2 separate regions of the Homo sapiens genome follow, and region 1 is linked to region 2. A link is a loop called in an ENCODE intact Hi-C map of the cell type or tissue named here. Cell type or tissue: HCT116. All regions are shown on one strand. Links, peaks and the distances in the headings refer to the core of each region. The heading gives the core; the rest is flanking DNA. Region 1 has its middle 45 kb from the start of CPAP. Region 2 has its middle 68 kb from the start of PARP4.

Region 1 (8,995 bases), core at 651-8,650, 390 kb after region 2:
TGCCATTGGCAGTGGGGACATAGTATGGATTTTGAGCATGGAAATGGCATGATTAGGGCTGCACTTCAGTAAATTCACTTATCACTTTTAGCTTAGGGTCTATGAATATCTTTGTTTTGTTTTGTTTTGTTTTGGGCTTGGGTGTGGGAGAAAAGTATCAGTGGATAAGGCTGAGTTCTTCTGGCCCAAACTAAAGGTTTAGGGCCAGTAGTTAGAGTGTTCTTCTAACGGGGCCAAGAGTACTTACTCAGCTCCCACCACTTAAAGAAAAACTCATTTACAGCCACATCCAAATCCATTTCGGAATTCCCAACCCACTCTCACTTCAGTTTCAGGGGCAATATAGAAAAGGCAATATAAATGAGAAGCTGTGCACAAAAAGGGCTTCAGAGACTGACATCTAGATTTCAGTCCTTGGTTCAAAAGTTACTTTCTATGAACCTCAATTTTCTAATTTATAAGATGAGAATCATAGTAGTGCCTACTCATAGAGTTACTGAGAATATTAAATGAGATAGTGAATATAGAACTCTTAGAATAGTTCAGCAAAGTCTAGAATGTTGTAAATGCTATAGGATAAACATCCTGGTTTCTGCAATAAACAAATTACAAGTAATAAAAAATGGTGAGAAATCTATAAACTCAGATTCTTAAAAGAGACTTAGGAGACACAGCAACCAAATGAAATGTGTGGACTTTGTTTGAATTCTGATTAAACAAACTAAATTTTCAAAGATTTTAAGACAATTTTGGAAACAAACATGGAGTACAAATTTGATATGAAGGATTTTTAAGGTATAATATTTTTAGATATGATAAAAAGTGTTAAGGTTTTTTGTTGTTGTTTTAAGAGTACTTAAATGTCATAAAATGCTGTGGGATAAAATGATCTGATGACTGAAATTTCCTTTAAAATAACTCAGATTTAGGGAAAGCAAGAGTGGAGAGTGGGGTTGAGGGGTGTGAGTGGAGTGGGAAAGAACGGATGAAATGTGGCTGGCTGCCGGCTGAAATGACTGTTGCAGCAATGTGACGACTATATGTGGATATATTGTATGATTCTCTGGACTTTTGTATATGATTAAAATTCTCTATAACAAAATGTTTCTAAAAGAAAAAACAGAGTAACAGTGTATATTTCATATAGGTGTTATGGGTATTAAATGATATATGTAAAAGTGCAATACTGTCTGGGATACAGAAGGGGTTTTGAAAAGTTTATTTCTCCTTTTATTTTCTCTTTTAAAATACACCTCCCCCACAACACACAGAAAAGACACACACACACACACACACACACACACACACACACACACCAGGAGTCATCCAAAAACAGTCTTTGTAATGTTCTGCAAGGGTTGAATTGCCCTAGTAAGGGTTTGTGAAAGACTTGGATCTTTTTTACATTGAAATCAAAGGCTGGTGATTTTAGATACACTTCAGGGTCCTGGAGCCTTGGGTACTGGACCTTCCTACTTTGGGAAAATAATCAACTCCTGAGCTCCATAAACAATAACCAGTATAGAATAGAAAGCAGGATTCTCTGAGGAGAAGCCAGAGTCCCCAGCATGTGGGCAGCACCTAAAGCGTGACCCTCAGACTCAGGGAGGGACCAAGGCCTGTTGCAGGGCACCCAACTGCTGCTGCCTGATCACCAAAGGAGAAGAGTCTAAAGTGAAACCAAATAACAGGTGGCAATCTTAACCCACTCCCCTAAAAAAAAAACTCCCATTTTTAAAAAGAAAACTTACCTGAGAAGGAGTTTCTAGTCCCTGAAATTTACTGCTGTGGGTTTTATCTGTTTGCCTTTCTCCAAAATAATACAGGCTTTCCTGCAAAAAAGGGTACAATCCAACCATGGTTCATCTGCACTCTTTCCTTTCCTATATTAGGTACCCTTAGGGTTTCTACGCCTACCTTCTTTCCTAAAGTCAGTGATTTTGTTTGTTTGTTTGTTTGTTTTTTGGTAGAGTCTTGCTCTGTAACCCAGACTGGAGTACAGTGGCAGGATCTAAGCTCACTGCAACCTCTGCCTCCTGGGTTCAAGTGATTCTACTGCCTCAGCCTTCTGAGTAGCTGAGACTACAGGTGTGTACCACCATGCCCAGCTAATTTTTTGTATTTTTAGTAGAGATAGGGGTTTCACCATGTTGGCCAGGCTGCTCTCAAACTCCTGACGTCAAGAGATCCACCTGCCTCAGCCTCCCAAAGTGCTGGGATTACAGGCGTGAGCCACCCGTGCCCGGCCGAGTGATCTTTGGGCAGAAGCTACCGAAAATAACAAAATTAGGACTTCTCTCATTCAAGGATTCATACATTCATAAAATTTTAGAGCTGGAAAGACCTTAGAAAGCATCTGGTCCAACCCTTCTTTCCATATTACAAATGACAACACTGAAACCAAAAGAAAACCAAGCAACCTGCCAAGGAGATGCTGCAGCCAGTTAGAAGCAGCACAGGTCTGGAATACAGGTCCCTGGATCTCAGTCTAGGGCTCCGGATCAATGGCTGTCAATGACTTTCAAACCTTTTGTTTTTTAAGCTGCAATCCACATTAATAAACCTAGGAGACACACACACACACACACACACACACACACACACACACACACACACACCCCCCAATATTTAAACCTTTTGATATTTTCTATTCTGCTCTATTCCATTTTATTTTTAAAAGATGTCAGTTACAACCCAGTAACTTTATTTTACAACTCACTGATAAATCATGATCCATAGCTTGAAAAACACCATCCTAGAACACCCATTTTCAAAATCTTTGTATCTCAAATTAGAGAAAGCAAAGGTGGTGGAATGGGAGTGCTGGGCATTGTGCACAACCACCACCTCTTCCCTAGACTGCAGGCCAAACAACTCGAGCAGAGCTGCTGGAAATGGTAGCATCTCAGCAAGAAAATGGCAGAAAGAAAAATGATTGAGAACTCTGCTTTAAGTGGAAACAGCCCACCTTGTCTTATCAGAAATTTCTAGAGGTCACAGACTCCACATGTATTGACTAAGCAAAGATATTTACATTCAGGAGAGGCTTTGTTTTGAGTTGTGAAATGTTGCTTTTTATCTACCTAAGAGTTGTGAGGATGGGCAAGGCTCTTTGGAGAATTTATCTAATTAAGCTTGATACTATTCTCACGAGGAAGGAAGAAGTCATGGTACTGGCAGGAGTAAGAGCAGAGCCAGGTGAAGTGAGGGAAGTATCTTGATTACTGAATTTTTTTTCTGTGTAACATGGCTTTACTCCCCTCACCTTAATCCTGCCCCATCAGGTCTTGTCTTTATTTAAAATGTTGATATTGTATACAGCATAGATATTTTGCATTAATTTTTATTAAAATATTGCGTTAAAATTATTTATTTTAATTATTACAATTTTTAGCATTCCCTTAAATGTTGCACCTCATTGACCTCACTCTAGTCCTGGCCCAAAGAGATTCTGCAGTCAGCTACTAACTAGTGCACATTAAACAAGAAAGTATCAAAAACAGACTTTCTAAAAACTGCTTCTCTAATTACAGTTTTACTAAGCACCATGAATCAAATAATCATCTTAACGTCCTACCAGCGATGTTTCAGAACTAGCAAACTCAATCATCATAAGACAAATTTTGTAGAACATCTTTCATACCTCTGCAGTTAAAAATATTTTGGAGGCAATAAGGCAGGCACAAACCATAGTTCCGGTTCTTCCTAGAAAAGAAAAGTATTTCAAGGAACATACGTGGTATAAAAATACACTCAGAAATATTCAAGGAGTGCATTTTAAGTTGATTTTTCTTTTTTTTGAGACAGGGTCTTGTGTCACGCAGGCTGGAGTGCAGTGGCACAATCTTGGCTCATTGCAACCTCTGCCTCACAGGTGAAAAATACGCAAATTACATTTACAGTAAAAATATCTCTCACCATCTCTCCATAAAAGGACACGATGAGGTTTTTACTAAATCTGTAAGAAAGCAACAATTATGTCTTTTATAATTTTTTTGGATAATAGTAAAAAAGAAAAATTCCCAACTCATTGAGTACATTAATATAACTGATTCCAAAATTGCACAAATACAGTAGGATATTTTTACACCAGTCTCACATATAAATGTAGATTTTAAAATATACATATATTTTCAAAGTGAATTCAGCAACGTAGAAACACCATGTATCAACACCAAGTGCCATTTCTCTTAAGGATGCAAGGATTTTTTTCCAAGATGGCAGATTACAGGCTTTTAGCATGCCTCAGTCATTTGGAAATAGCAAGCAAGTACATAAAGACCAACTCTGTGAGCTTTAATTCAAGAAAGAAAATGGCAATTCCCCAGAATGATGAAGGACATCCCAGATCCTGGGGAGGACATTGCAGGCAAGCAGCCCTCAGGACAGCATTTGACTGATAAAAGTGAGTGAAGCCTCAGTATGTGAGAGAGGCAGACAGCATCCCTCTGTCTCACCTTTCCACTGGAGATCCACGCAACCCGGGCAGAGGAAGAGATTGTTTCTCCCAAACCTTGACGATCATTTGAGGAAAGACTTGGAGACTTTGTGGGGGAAAGACACAGGGAAACGCTGCCGGCATTGTCCCAAACCTGGACTGGGAGCAGGACAACACTGGGGGAATCTTCCCTATCTGGCTCCACCCATCTTGTGCCCCCAATCCCCCTACCCCTAGGGCTGAGGGAGCTCAGATTAATGTGTACTCAGGAAATCAGCCCATTCCTGGGGCAGCAGAGAGCTCCTCCCAATAAACAAGGATCAAGTACACAGCCAGCAGCACTGGCAACAGCCAGCTCTTACCCATGGCGCCATCTACTGGCTTGTAGGTCAAACCACACACCCAATATAAAACCTGCTGGCAGAAGTGCATAGGGCTACAGAAGCAAAGCCAAAAGACCCTACCCAGCATGCTCTACAGCCACACCCCCTAGAGAGGAGGGAAAGGGAAAGAAGAAAAAAAATAACAATAATATTATAGAAAAGGAAAGAAAAAGAAAAAATCCTACCCAAACAAAAATAATTACACAAATTAGAAGTGCTAGCATCTCCAGATGAGAGGGACCCACGCAAGAATTCTGGCACCATGAGAAATCTGAATGTAGTGACACTACCAAAGGATCACACTAGCTCTCTGGCAATGCTTCGTGCCAAAATGAAAACTCAGAGATGACAATAAACATTTCAAAGCTTGGGTTGCAAGGAAGCTCAATGAGATTCAAGGTTGAAATCAACAAAAAGAAACTTCTACATCAATCCAGGAAATGAAGGAAGAGATAAACATCTTAATAAGAAATCAATCAGAACTTCTAGAATTAAAAAAACTCACTTAAGGAACTTCAAAATACAACTGAAAGCTTTATCAATAGACTGGACAAAGTAGAAAACATAATTTCAGAGCTTGAAGACTGGTCTTTTGAACTAATCCAGTCAGACAAAGATAAAGAAAAAAGATTTTTTAAAAGTGAAGAAAGTCAGAAATATGAGATTATGTAAAGTGATCAAACCTACGAATTACTGGCATGCCCTAGAGAGAAACAGAAAAAGAAAACAGCCTGGAAAACATATTTGATGGAATAATTCAAGAAAATTTATTGAATCTTGCTAGATAGACATCTAAGTACAATAAAGCCAGACAGCACCTGTGAGATACTATAAAAAATGAACATTACCAAGGCATATACTCACCAGACTGTCCAAGGTCACTGTCAAAGAAAAAGCCCTAAAGGCACTGGAGAAAAAGGCCAGATCACATACAAAGGTAGCCCCATCAGGATAACAGCAGACTTCTCAGCAGAAACCTTAGAAGCCAGGAGAGATTGAGGGATCTATTTTCAGAATTGTTAAAGAAAATAAATTATAATCAACAGATTCATATCCTGCCAAACTAAGCTTCATGAGTGAAGGAGAAATAAAAACATTTTTCTTTTTTTTTTTTTTAAATTTATTTTTTATTTATTTTTTTTTATTGATCATTCTTGGGTGTTTCTCGCAGAGGGGGATTTGGCAGGGTCATAGGACAATAGTGGAGGGAAGGTCAGCAGATAAACAAGTGAACAAAGGTCTCTGGTTTTCCTAGGCAGAGTGTGTGTGTCCCTGGGTACTTGAGATTAGGGAATGGTGATGACTCTTAACGAGTATGCTGCCTTCAAGCATCTGTTTAACAAAGCACATCTTGCACCGCCCTTAATCCATTTAACCCTGAGTGGACACAGCACATGTTTCAGAGAGCACAGGGTTGGGGGTAAGGTCACAGATCAACAGGATCCAAAGGCAGAAGAATTTTTCTTAGTACAGAACAAAATGAAAAGTCTCCCATGTCTACTTCTTTCTACACAGACACAGCAACCATCCGATTTCTCAATCTTTTCCCCACCTTTCCCCCTTTTCTATTCCACAAAACCGCCACTGTCATCATGGCCCGTTCTCAATGAGCTGTTGGGTACACCTCCCAGACGGGGTGGTGGCCGGGCAGAGGGGCTCCTCACTTTCCAGTAGGGGTGGCCGGGCAGAGGCGCCCCTCACCTCCCGGACGGGGCGGCTGGCCGGGCAGGGGGCTGACCCCCCCCTACCTCCCTCCCGGACGGGGCGGCTGGCCGGGCGGGGGGCTGACCCCCCCACCTCCCTCCCGGACGGGGCGTCTCGCCTGGCGGGGGGCTGACCCCCCCACCTCCCTTCCGGACGGGGTGGCTGCCGGGCGGAGACGCTCCTCACTTCCCAGACGGGGTGGCAGCCGGGCGGAGGGGCTCCTCACTTCTCAGATGGGGCGGCTGCCGGGCGGAGGGTCTCCTCACTTCTCAGACGGGGCAGCGGGGCAGAGGCGCTCCCCACATCTCAGACGATGGGCGGCCGGGCAGAGACGCTCCTCACTTCCTAGATGGGATGGCGGCCGGGAAGAGGCGCTCCTCACTTCCTAGATGGGATGGCGGCCGGGCAGAGACGCTCCTCACTTTCCAGACTGGGCAGCCAGGCAGAGGGGCTCCTCACATCCCAGACAATGGGTGGCCAGGCAGAGACGCACCTCACTTCCCAGACGGGGTAGCGGCCGGGCAGAGGCTGCAATCTCGGCACTTTGGGGGGCCAAGGCAGGCGGCTGGGAGGTGGAGGTTGTAGCCGAGATCACGCCACTGCACTCCAGCCTGGGCACCATTGAGCACTGAGTTAACGAGACTCCATCTGCAATCCCAGCACCTCGGGAGGCCGAGGCTGGCGGATCACTCGCGGTTAGGAGCTGGAGACCAGCCCGGCCAACACAGCGAAACCCCGTCTCCACCAAAAAAATACGAAAACCCGTCAGGCGTGGCGGCGCGCGCCTGCAATCGCAGGCACTGGGCAGGCTGAGGCAGGAGAATCAGGCAGGGAGGTTGCAGTGAGCCGAGATGGCAGCAGCACAGTCCAGCTTCGGCTCGGCATGAGAGGGAGACCGTGGAAAGAGAGGGAGAGGGAGAGGGAGACCGTGGAAAGAGAGGGAGAGGGAGAGGGAGCATAAAAACATTTTTCTAGAGAAGCAAATGCCAAGAGAGTTCATTACCACTAGACCAGTCTTACAAGAGATGCCTAAGGGAGTTCTAAACATGGAAATGAAAGAATGATACCTGCTATCATAAAAACACACTTAAGTACACAGCTCACAGACCCTATAAAACAACCATACAATAGAAAGTACAAAAAAACCAGCTAACAATTTCATGATAGGGTGAAAAGCTCACATGTCAATAGTAACCTTGAATGTAAACACACCACTTAAAAGTCACAGAGTGGGCTGGGTGCGGTGGCTATTCCTGTAATCCCAGCACTTTGGGAGGCCAAAGCAGGCAGATCACAAGGTCAGGAGATCGAGACCATCCTGGCCAATGTGGTGAAACCCTGTCTCTACTAAAAATATAAAAATTAGCCAGGCGTGATGGCACATGCCTATAATCCCAGCTACTCAGGAGGCTGAGGCAGGAGAATCACTTGAACCTGGGAGTCAGAGGTTGCAGTGAGCCAATATCATGCCACTGCACTCTAGCCTGATGACAGAGTGAGATTCTGAAATAAATAAATAAATAAATAAATAAATAAATAAATAAAGTCACAGAGTGGCAAGTTGGATTAAAAAAACAAAACCCATCTGTCTGCTGTCTTCAAGAGACCCATCTCACATGTAACAACACCAATAGGTTCAAAGTAAAGGGTTGAAGAAAGATCTGTCACACAAACAAAACACAAAAAAGAGCAGGGGTCACTATTCCTAAAACAGATAAAACAAGCTTTAAACCAACAATAGTAAAAAAGGACAAAGAAGAGCATTACATAATGATACGGAGTTCAATTCAACAAGAAGCCTTAACTATCCTAAATATATATGCACCCAACATTGGCTCACCCAGGTTAATAAAACAGATACTTCTAGACCTATGAAAAGACTTAGCCACACAATAGTCAGGGGACTTCAACACCCCACTGATAACATTACACAGATCATAAAGACGGAAAACTAACAAAGAAATTCTGGACTTAAATTCAACACTTGATCAATTGGACCTAATAGAAACCTAAAGAACTCCCAGCATTTTGGGAAGCTGAGGTGGGTGGGCGGATCACGAGGTCAGGAGTTTGAGACCAGCCTGGCCAATATGGTGAAAACCCATTGCTACTAAAAATACAAAAATTAGCCTGGTGTGGTGGCAGGTGCCTGTAATCCTAGCTACTCGGGAGGCTGAGGCAGAAGAATTGCTTGAACCCAGGAGGCAGAGGTTGCAATGAGCCGAGATCATGCCACTGCACTCCAGCCTGGACAACAGAGTAAGACTCAATCTCGAAAAAAAAAACACCTACGAACCAAGAAGGCCCAGATCAGATGTATTCACAGCTGAATTCTATCAACTATACAAAGAAGAACTGGTACCAGTTCTACTGAAACTATTCTAAAAAATTGAGGAGGGACTCTTCCCTAATTCATTCCATGAATCCTGCATCACCCTGAAACCAAAACCTGGCAAAGACACAATAAAAA
Region 2 (8,995 bases), core at 621-8,620:
TGAATTATATCTGTTTGGGGATCTGTGCGCTTCCTGTATCTGCATGTCTAAATCTCTTGCTACACTTGGAAAGTTTTGTTACTTTGTTAAATAGCTTTTCTATCCCCTTGGTTTGTTCTTTGCCTTCTGAGACACTGAAAATTCAAATGTTTGGTTGCTTTGTGGTGTCCCATGTGTCATGTAGGCTTTGTTCATTGCTTTTTTCTTTTTTTTTAATTTTTGTATGATGGGGTTATTTTAAAAGATCTGTCTTCAAGTTCTGAAATTTGTTATACTGCTTGACCTAGTCTGTTGTTGAATTTTTTTTTTTTTTTTTTTTTTTGAGACAGAGTCTGTCTCTGTTGCCCAGGCTGGAGTGCAGTGGTGCCATCTTGGCTCACTGCAACCTCTGCCTCCTGGGTTCAAGCAATTCTTATCCCTCAGCGTCCTGATTGGCTGGGATTATAGGCACACACTACCATACCCAGCTAATTTTTCTGTTTTTGTAGAGATGGGGTTTTGCCATGTTGGCCAGGCTAGTTTCGAACTCCTGATCTCAGACAATCTGCCTGCCTAAGCCTCCCAAAGTGCTGAGATTACAGGCATGAGACACCATGCCTGGCCTTTTTTTAATGTTTATTCCACATTGTGTCAGTCCTCACATGTCTCCTGGGATCCATCTGATATGTAATCTGTTGGTTTCCCAGCAGTAATAATTTCATGTAAAATCCCAAATCTGACCTGAAATATTTTCTCTTCTCATTATCTTTACATAAATATTAACCATTTTGACATACTGAGATATAATTCAGTTGGTTCATGACTATGCTAGTAGCTCCATTTTTATATATAAATAGACATGCCTAAATCCCGTTTATTTTTTTGTATACACATTTATTTAATTTTTAACTTTTAGGTTCAAGGGTACATGTGCAGGTTTGTTATATATGTAAATTTTGTGTCATAGGGGTTTGATGTACGGATTGTTTTGTCACTCAGGTGATAAGCATAGTACCTGATAGGTAGCTTTTTGATACTCACCATCCTCCAGCCTCCAACCCTCAAGTAGGACCCAATGTCTGTTGTTCCCATATTTGTGTTCATGTGTACTCAATGTTTAACTCCCACTTATAAGTGAGAACATGTGGTATTTGGTTTCCTGTTCCTGTGTTAGTTTGCTTAGAATAATTTTTAAGCTGGATCTGGATGGCCTCCAGCTCCATTCATATTACTGCAAAGTGCATGATCTTGTTTTTATTTTAGGGCTGCATAGTATTCCATGGTATATGTGTGCCACATTTTTTTAATTCAGTTCACCATTGATGGGCACCTAGGTCAATTCTGTGTGTTTGCTATTGTGAATAGTGCTGCGATGAACATATGCATGCATGTGTCTTCATGGTAGAATGATATTTATATTCCTGTGGGTATATACTCAGTAATAGGATTGCTGGGTCACAGGGTAATTCTCAAGTTCTTTGAGAAATCACCAAACTGCTTTCCATAATGGCTGAACTAATTTACATATCCACCAGTAGTGTATAAGCATTCCCTTTCCTCTGCAACTTTGCCAGCATCTATTTTTTGGCTTTTTAATAATAGCCATTCTGACTGGTATGAGATGGTATCACATTGTAGTTTTGATTTGCATTTCTCTAGGATCAGTGATGTTGAGCGCTTTTTCATGTTTGTTAGCTGTGTGTATGTCTTCTTTTGAGAAGTGTCTGTTCATGTCCTTTGCCCTTTTTTTTTTAATGACGTTTTTTGCTTGTAAATTTCTTTAAGTTCCTTATAGATTCTGGATATTAGACCTTTGTCAGACTCCACCTCCTGGGTTCAAGCAATTCTCCTGCCTCAGCCTCCTGAGTAGCTAAGATTACAGGCACCTGCCACCACACCTGGCTAATTTTTGTATTTTTAGTAGCAATGGGTTTTCACCATATTGGCCAGACTGGTCTCAAACTCCTGACCTCGTGATCCACCCACCCGCCTCAGCTTCCCAAAATGCTGGGAGTTCTTTAGGTTTCTATTAGGTCCAATTGGTCAAGTGTTGAATTTAAGTCCAGAATTTCTGTGTTAGTTTTCCGTCTTTATGATCTGTGTGATGTTATCAGTGGGGTGTTGAAGTCCCCTGACTATTGTTGTGTGGCTAAGTCTTTTCATAGGTCTAGAGGTATCTGTTTTATTAACCTGGGTGAGCCAATGTTGGGTGCATATATATTTAGGATAGTTAAGGCTTCTTGTTGAATTGAACTCCGTATCATTATGTAATGCTCTTCTTTGTCTTTTTTTACTATTGTTGGTTTAAAGCCTGTTTTATCTGTTTTAGGAATAGTGACCCCTGCTCTTTTTTGTGTTTTGTTTGTGCGATAGATCTTTCTTCAACCCTTTACTTTGAACCTATTGGTGTTGTTACATGTGAGATGGGTCTCTTGAAGACAGCAGACAGATGGGTTTTGTTTTTTTAATCCAATTTCCACTCTGTGACCTTTCTTTCTTTCTTTCTTTCTTTCTTTCTTTCTTTCTTTCTTTCTTTCTTTCTTTCTTTTTTTTTTCAGAATCTCTCTCTGTCATCAGGCTAGAGTGCAGTGGCATGATATTGGCTCACAGCAACCTCTGACTCCTGAGTTCAAGTGCTTCTCCTGCCTCAGCCTCCTGAGTAGCTGGGATTATAGGCATGTGCCATCATGCTTGGCTAATTTTTATATTTTTAGTAGAGACAGGGTTTCTCTACATTGGCCAGGATGGTCTCGATCTCCTGACCTCGTGATCTACCCACCTTGGCCTCCCAAAATGCTGGGATTACAGGAATAGCCACCGCACCCAGCCCACTCTGTGACTTTTAAGTGGTGTGTTTACATTCAAGGTTACTATTGACATGTGAGCTTTTCACCCTATCATGAAATTGTTAGCTGGTTTTTTTGTAATTTCTATTGTGTGGTTGTTTTATAGGGTCTGTGAGCTATGTACTTAAGTGTGTTTTTATGATAGCAGGTATCATTCTTTCATTTCCATGTTTAGAACTCCCTTAGGCATCTTTTGTAAGACTGGTCTAGTGGTAATGAACTCTCTTGGCATTTGCTTCTCTAGAAAAATGTTTTTATTTCTCCTTCACTCATGAAGCTTAGTTCGGCAGGATATGAATCTTTTGATTATAATTTATTTTCTTCAAGAATTCTGAAAATAGATACCTCAATCTCTGCTGGCTTGTAAGGTTTCTGCTGAGAAGTCTGCTGTTATCCTGATGGGGCTACCTTTGTATGTGATCTGGCCTTTTTCTCCAGTGCCTTTAGGGCTTTTTCTTTGACAGTGACCTTGGACAGTCTGGTGAGTATATGCCTTGGTAATGTTCATTTTTTATAGTATCTCACAGGTGCTGTCTGGCTTTACTGTACTTAGATGTCTATCTAGCAAGATTCAAGAAATTTTCTTGAATTATTCCATCAAATATGTTTTCCAGGCTGTTTTCTTTTTCTCTTTCTCTCTAGGGCATGCCAGTAATTCGTAGGTTTGATCACTTTACATAATCTCATATTTCTGACTTTCTTCACTTTTAAAAAATCTTTTTTCTTTATCTTTGTCTGACTGGATTAGTTCAAAAGACCAGTCTTCAAGCTCTGAAATTATGTTTTCTACTTTGTCCAGTCTATTGATAAAGCTTTCAGTTGTATTTTGAAATTCCTTAAGTGAGTTTTTTTAATTCTAGAAGTTCTGATTGATTTCTTATTAAGATGTTTATCTCTTCCTTCATTTCCCGGATTGATGTAGAAGTTTCTTTTTGTTGATTTCAACCTTGAATCTCATTGAGCTTCCTTGCAACCCAAGTTTTGAAATGTTTATTGTTATCTCTGAGTTTTCATTTTGGTACGAAGCATTGCCAGAGAGCTAGTGTGATCCTTTGGTAGTGTCACTACATTCAGATTTCTCATGGTGCTAGAATTCTTGTGTGGGTCCTTCTCATCTGGAGATGCTAGCACTTCTAATTTGTGTAATTATTTTTGTTTGGGTAGGATTTTTTCTTTTTCTTTCCTTTTCTATAATATTATTGTTATTTTTTTCTTCTTTCCCTTTCCCTCCTCCCTAGGGGTGTGGCTGTAGAGCATGCTGGGTAGGGTCTTTTGGCTTTGCTTCTGTAGCCCTAATGCACTTCTGCCAGCAGGTTTTATATTGGGTGTGTGGTTTGACCTACAAGCCAGTAGATGGCGCCATGGGTAAGAGCTGGCTGTTGCCAGTGCTGCTGGCTGTGTACTTGATCCTTGTTTATTGGGAGGAGCTCTCTCCTGCCCCAGGCAAAGGGCTGATTTCCTGAGTACACATTAATCTGAGCTCCCTCAGCCCTAGGGGTAGGGGGATTGGGGGCACAAGATGGGTGGAGCCAGATAGGGAAGATTCCCCCAGTGTTGTCCTGCTCCCAGTCCAGGTTTGGGACAATGCCGGCAGCGTTTCCCTGTGTCTTTCCCCCACAAAGTCTCCAAGTCTCTCCTCAAATGAGCTCCAAGGCTTGGGAGAAACAATCTCTTCCTCTGCCCGGGTTGCGTGGATCTCCAGTGGAAAGGTGAGACAGAGGGATGCTGTCTGCCTCTCTCACTTACTGAGGCTTCACTCACTTCTATCAGTCGAATGCTGTCCTGAGGGCTGCTTGCCTGCAATGTCCTCCGCAAGATCTGGGATGTCCTTCATAATTCCGGGGAATTGCCATTTCCTTTCTTGAATTAAAGCTCACAGAGTTGGTCTTTATGTACTTGCTTGCTATTTCCAAATGACTGAGGCATGCTAAAAGCCTGTAATCTGCCATCTTGGAAAAAACATCCTTGCATCCTTAAGAGAAATGGCACTTGGTGTTGATACATGGTGTTTCTACATTGCTGAATTCACTTTGAAAATATATGTATATTTTAAAATCTACATTTATATGTGAGACTGGTGTAAAAATATCTTTTATTCTACTGTATTTGTGCAATTTTGGAATCAGTTATATTAATATACTAAATGAGTTGGCAATTTTTCTTTTTTACTATTATCCAAAAAAATTATAAAAGACATAATTGTTGCTTTCTTATAGATTTAGTAAAAACCTCATCGTGTCCTTTTGTGGAGCGATGGTGAGAGATATTTTTACTGTAAATGTAACTTGCGTATTTTTCACCTGTGAGGCAGAGGTTGCAATGAGCCAAGATTGTGCCACTGCACTCCAGCCTGCGTGACACAGCAAGACCCTGTCTCAAAAAAAAGAAAGAAAATCAACTTAAAATGCACTCCTTGAATATTTCTGAGTGTATTTTTATACCACGTATGTTCCTTGAACTAACTTCTTTTCTTTTCTAGGAAGAACCGGAACTATGATTTGTGCCTTCCTTATTGCCTCCGAAATATTTTTAACTGCAGAGGTATGAAAGATGTTCTACAAACTTTGTCTTATGATGATTGAGTTTGCTAGTTCTGAAACATCACTGGTAGGACGTTAAGGTGTTATTTGAGTCATGGTGCTTAGTAAAATTGTAATTAGAGAAGCAGTTTTTAGAAAGTCTGTTTTTGATACTTTCTTGTTTAACGTGCACTAGTTAGTAGCTGACCTCAGAATCTCTTTGGGCAAGGACTAGAGTGAGGTCAATGAGGTGCAACATTTAAGGGAATGCTAAAAATTGTAATAATTAAAATAAATAATTTTAACACAATATTTTAATAAAAATTAACGTAAAAAAATCTATGATGTATACAATATCAACATTTTAAATAAAGACAAGACCTGATGGGGCAGGATTAAGGTGCGGGGTGTAAAGCCATGTTACACAGAAAAAAACATTCAGTAATCAAGATGCTTCCCTCACTTCACCTGGCTCTGCTCTTACTCCTGCCAGTACCATGTCTTCTTCCTTCCTCGTGAGAATAGTATCAAGCTTAATTAGATAAATTCTCCAAAGAGCCTTGCCCATCCTCACAACTCTTAGGTAGATAAAAAGCAACATTTCACAACTCAAAACAAAGCCTCTCCTGAATGTAAGTATCTTTGCTTAGTCAATACATGTGGAGTCTGTGACCTCTAGAAATTTCTGATAAGACAAGGTGGGCTGTTTCCACTTAAAGCAGAGTTCTCAGTCATTTTTCTTTCTGCCATTTTCTTGCTGAGATGCTACCATTTCCAGCAGCTCTGCTCGAGTTGTTTGGCCTGCAGTCTAGGGAAGAGGTGGTGGTTGTGCACAATGCCCAGCACTCCCATTCCACCACCTTTGCTTTCTCTGATTTGAGATACACAGATTTTGAAAATGGGTGTTCTAGGATGGTGTTTTTCAAGCTATGGATCATGATTTATCAGTGAGTTGTAAAATAAAGTTACTGGGTTGTAACTGACATCTTTTAAAAATAAAATGGAATAGAGCAGAATAGAAAATATCAAAAGGTTTAAATATTGGGGTGTGTGTGTGTGTGTGTCTCCTAGGTTTATTAATGTGGATTGCAGCTTAAAAAACAAAAGGTTTGAAAGTCATTGACAGCCATTGATCCAGAGCCCTAGACTGAGATCCAGGGACCTGTATCTGCTGTGCTGCTGCTTCTAACTGGCTGCAGCATCTCCTTGGCAGGTTGCTTGGTTTTCTTTTGGTCTCAGTGTTGTCATTTGTAATATGGAAAGAAGGGTTGGACCAGATGCTTTCTAAGGTCTTTCCAGCTCTAAAATTTTATGAATGTATGAATCCTTGAATGAGAGAAGTCCTAATTTTGTTATTTTCACTAACCTCTGCCCAAAGATCACTCGGCCGGGCACAGGTGGCTCACACCTGTAATCCCAGCACTTTGGGAGGCTGAGGCAGGTGGATCTCTTGAGGTCAGGAGTTTGAGAGCAGCCTGGCCAACATGGTGAAACCCCTATCTCTACTAAAAATCCAAAAAATTAGCTGGGCATGGTGGTACACACCTGTAGTCCCAGCTACTCAGAAGGCTGAGACAGTAGAATCACTTGAACCCAGGAGGCAGAGGTTGCAGTGAGCTTAGATCCTGCTACTGTACTCCAGTCTGGGTTACAGAGCAAGACTCTACCAAAAAACAAACAAACAAACAAACAAAATCACTGACTTTAGGAAAGAAGGTGGGTGTAGAAACCCTAAGGGTACCTAATATAGGAAAGGAAAGAGTGCAGATGAACCATGGTTGGATTGTACCCTTTTTTGCAGGAAAGCCTGTATTATTTTGGAGAAAGGCGAACAGATAAAACGCACAGCAGTAAATTTCAGGGACTAGAAACTCCTTCTCAGGTAAGTTTTCTTTTTAAAAATGGGAGGTTTTTTTAGGGGAGTGGGTTAAGATTGCCAGCTGTTATTTGGTTTCATTTTAGACTCTTCTCCTTTGGTGATCAGGCAGCAGCAGTTGGGTGCCCTGCAACAGGCCTTGGTCCCTCCCTGAGTCTGAGGGTCACGCTTTAGGTGCTGCCCACATGCTGGGGACTCTGGCTTCTCCTCAGAGAATCCTGCTTTCTATTCTATACTGGTTATTGTTTATGGAGCTCAGGAGTTGATTATTTTCCCAAAGTAGGAAGGTCCAGTACCCAAGGCTCCAGGACTCTGAAGTGTGTCTAAAATCACCAGCCTTTGATTTCAATGTAAAAAAGATCCAAGTCTTTCACAAACCCTTACTTGGGCAATTCAACCCTTGCAAAACATCACAAAGAACTGTTTTTGGATGACTCATGGTTGTGTGTGTGTGTGTGTGTGTGTGTGTGTGTGTGTGTGTGTATTTTCTGTGTGTTGTGGGGGAGGTGTATTTTAAAAGAGAAAATAAAAGGAGAAATAAACTTTTCAAAACCCCTTCTGTATACCAGACAGTATTGCACTTTTACGTATCTCATTTAATACCCATAACACCTATATGAAATATACACTGTTACTCTGTTTTTTCTTTTAGAAACATTTTGTTATGGAAAATTTTAATCATATACAAAAGTCCAGAGCATCATACAATATATCCACATATAGTCGTCACATTGCTGCAACAGTCATTTCAGCCGGCAGCCAGCCACATTTCATCCGTTCTTTCCCACTCCACTCACACCCCTCAACCCCACTCTCCACTCTTGCTTTCCCTAAATCTGAGTTATTTTAAAGGAAATTTCAGTCGTCAGATCATTTTATCCCATAGCATTTTAGTATGACATTTAAGTACTCTTAAAACAACAACAAAAAACCTTAACACTTTTTATCATATCTAAAAATATTATACCTTAAAAATCCTTCATATCAAATTTGTAGTCCATGTTTGTTTCCAGAATTGTCTTAAAATCTTTGAAAATTTAGTTTGTTTAATCAGAATTCAAACAAAGTCCACACATTTCATTTGGTTGCTGTGTCTCCTAAGTCTCTTTTAAGAATCTAAGTTCATAGATTTCTCACCATTTTTTATTACTTGTAATTTGTTTATTGCAGAAACCAGGATGTTTATCCTATAGCATTTACAACATTCTAGACTTTGCTGAACTATTCTAATATTCACTATCTCATTTAATATTCTCAATAACTCTATGAGTAGGCACTACTGTCATTCTCATCTTATAAATTAGAAAATTGAGGTTCAGAGAAAGTAACTTTTGAACCAAGGACTGAAATCTAGATGTCAGTCTCTGAAGCCCTTTTTGTGCACAGCTTCTCATTTATATTGCCTTTTCTATATTGCCCCTGAAACTGAAGTGAGAGTGGGTTGGGAATTCCGAAATGGATTTGGATGTGGCTGTAAATGAGTTTTTCTTTAAGTGGTGGGAGCTGAGTAAGTACTCTTGGCCCCGTTAGAAGAACACTCTAACTACCGGCCCTAAACCTTTAGTTTGGGCCAGAAGAACTCAGCCTTATCCACTGATACTTTTCTCCCACACCCAAGCCCAAAACAAAACAAAACAAAACAAAGATATTCATAGACCCTAAGCTAAAAGTGATAGGTGAATTTACTGAAGTGCAGCCCTAATCATGCCATTTCCATGCTCAAAATCCATACTATGTCCCCACTGCCAATGGCAATAAACTAAACGTTTCAACCT

What was found. A loop is a pair of places that touch in the nucleus more often than their neighbours do. Peaks named below come from ENCODE experiments on the same cell type or tissue, not always from the same donor. Only the 100,000 strongest peaks of a DNase experiment are listed, where the experiment ranks them.
Region 1: a loop joins it to region 2, with 16 times the contacts of the local background. A loop is called at or near these places in 12 of 110 quality-filtered maps.

Annotation. Positions count from the first base shown.
Region 1 is chr13:24,963,749-24,972,743 of GRCh38, forward strand. It overlaps the pseudogene TPTE2P1. Among named protein-coding and RNA genes, the nearest start is that of CPAP, 45 kb to the left of the region's middle. RefSeq lists an enhancer at 5,847-6,754. In HCT116, for the core only: a CTCF peak has its summit at 4,828 (motif pointing left); a DNase peak (open chromatin) is centred at 4,780; H3K4me3 peaks cover 988 bases; H3K27ac peaks cover 541 bases.
Region 2 is chr13:24,576,357-24,585,351 of GRCh38, forward strand. It overlaps the pseudogene TPTE2P6. Among named protein-coding and RNA genes, the nearest start is that of PARP4, 68 kb to the left of the region's middle. In HCT116, for the core only: a CTCF peak has its summit at 4,163 (motif pointing right); a DNase peak (open chromatin) is centred at 4,125; H3K4me3 peaks cover 875 bases.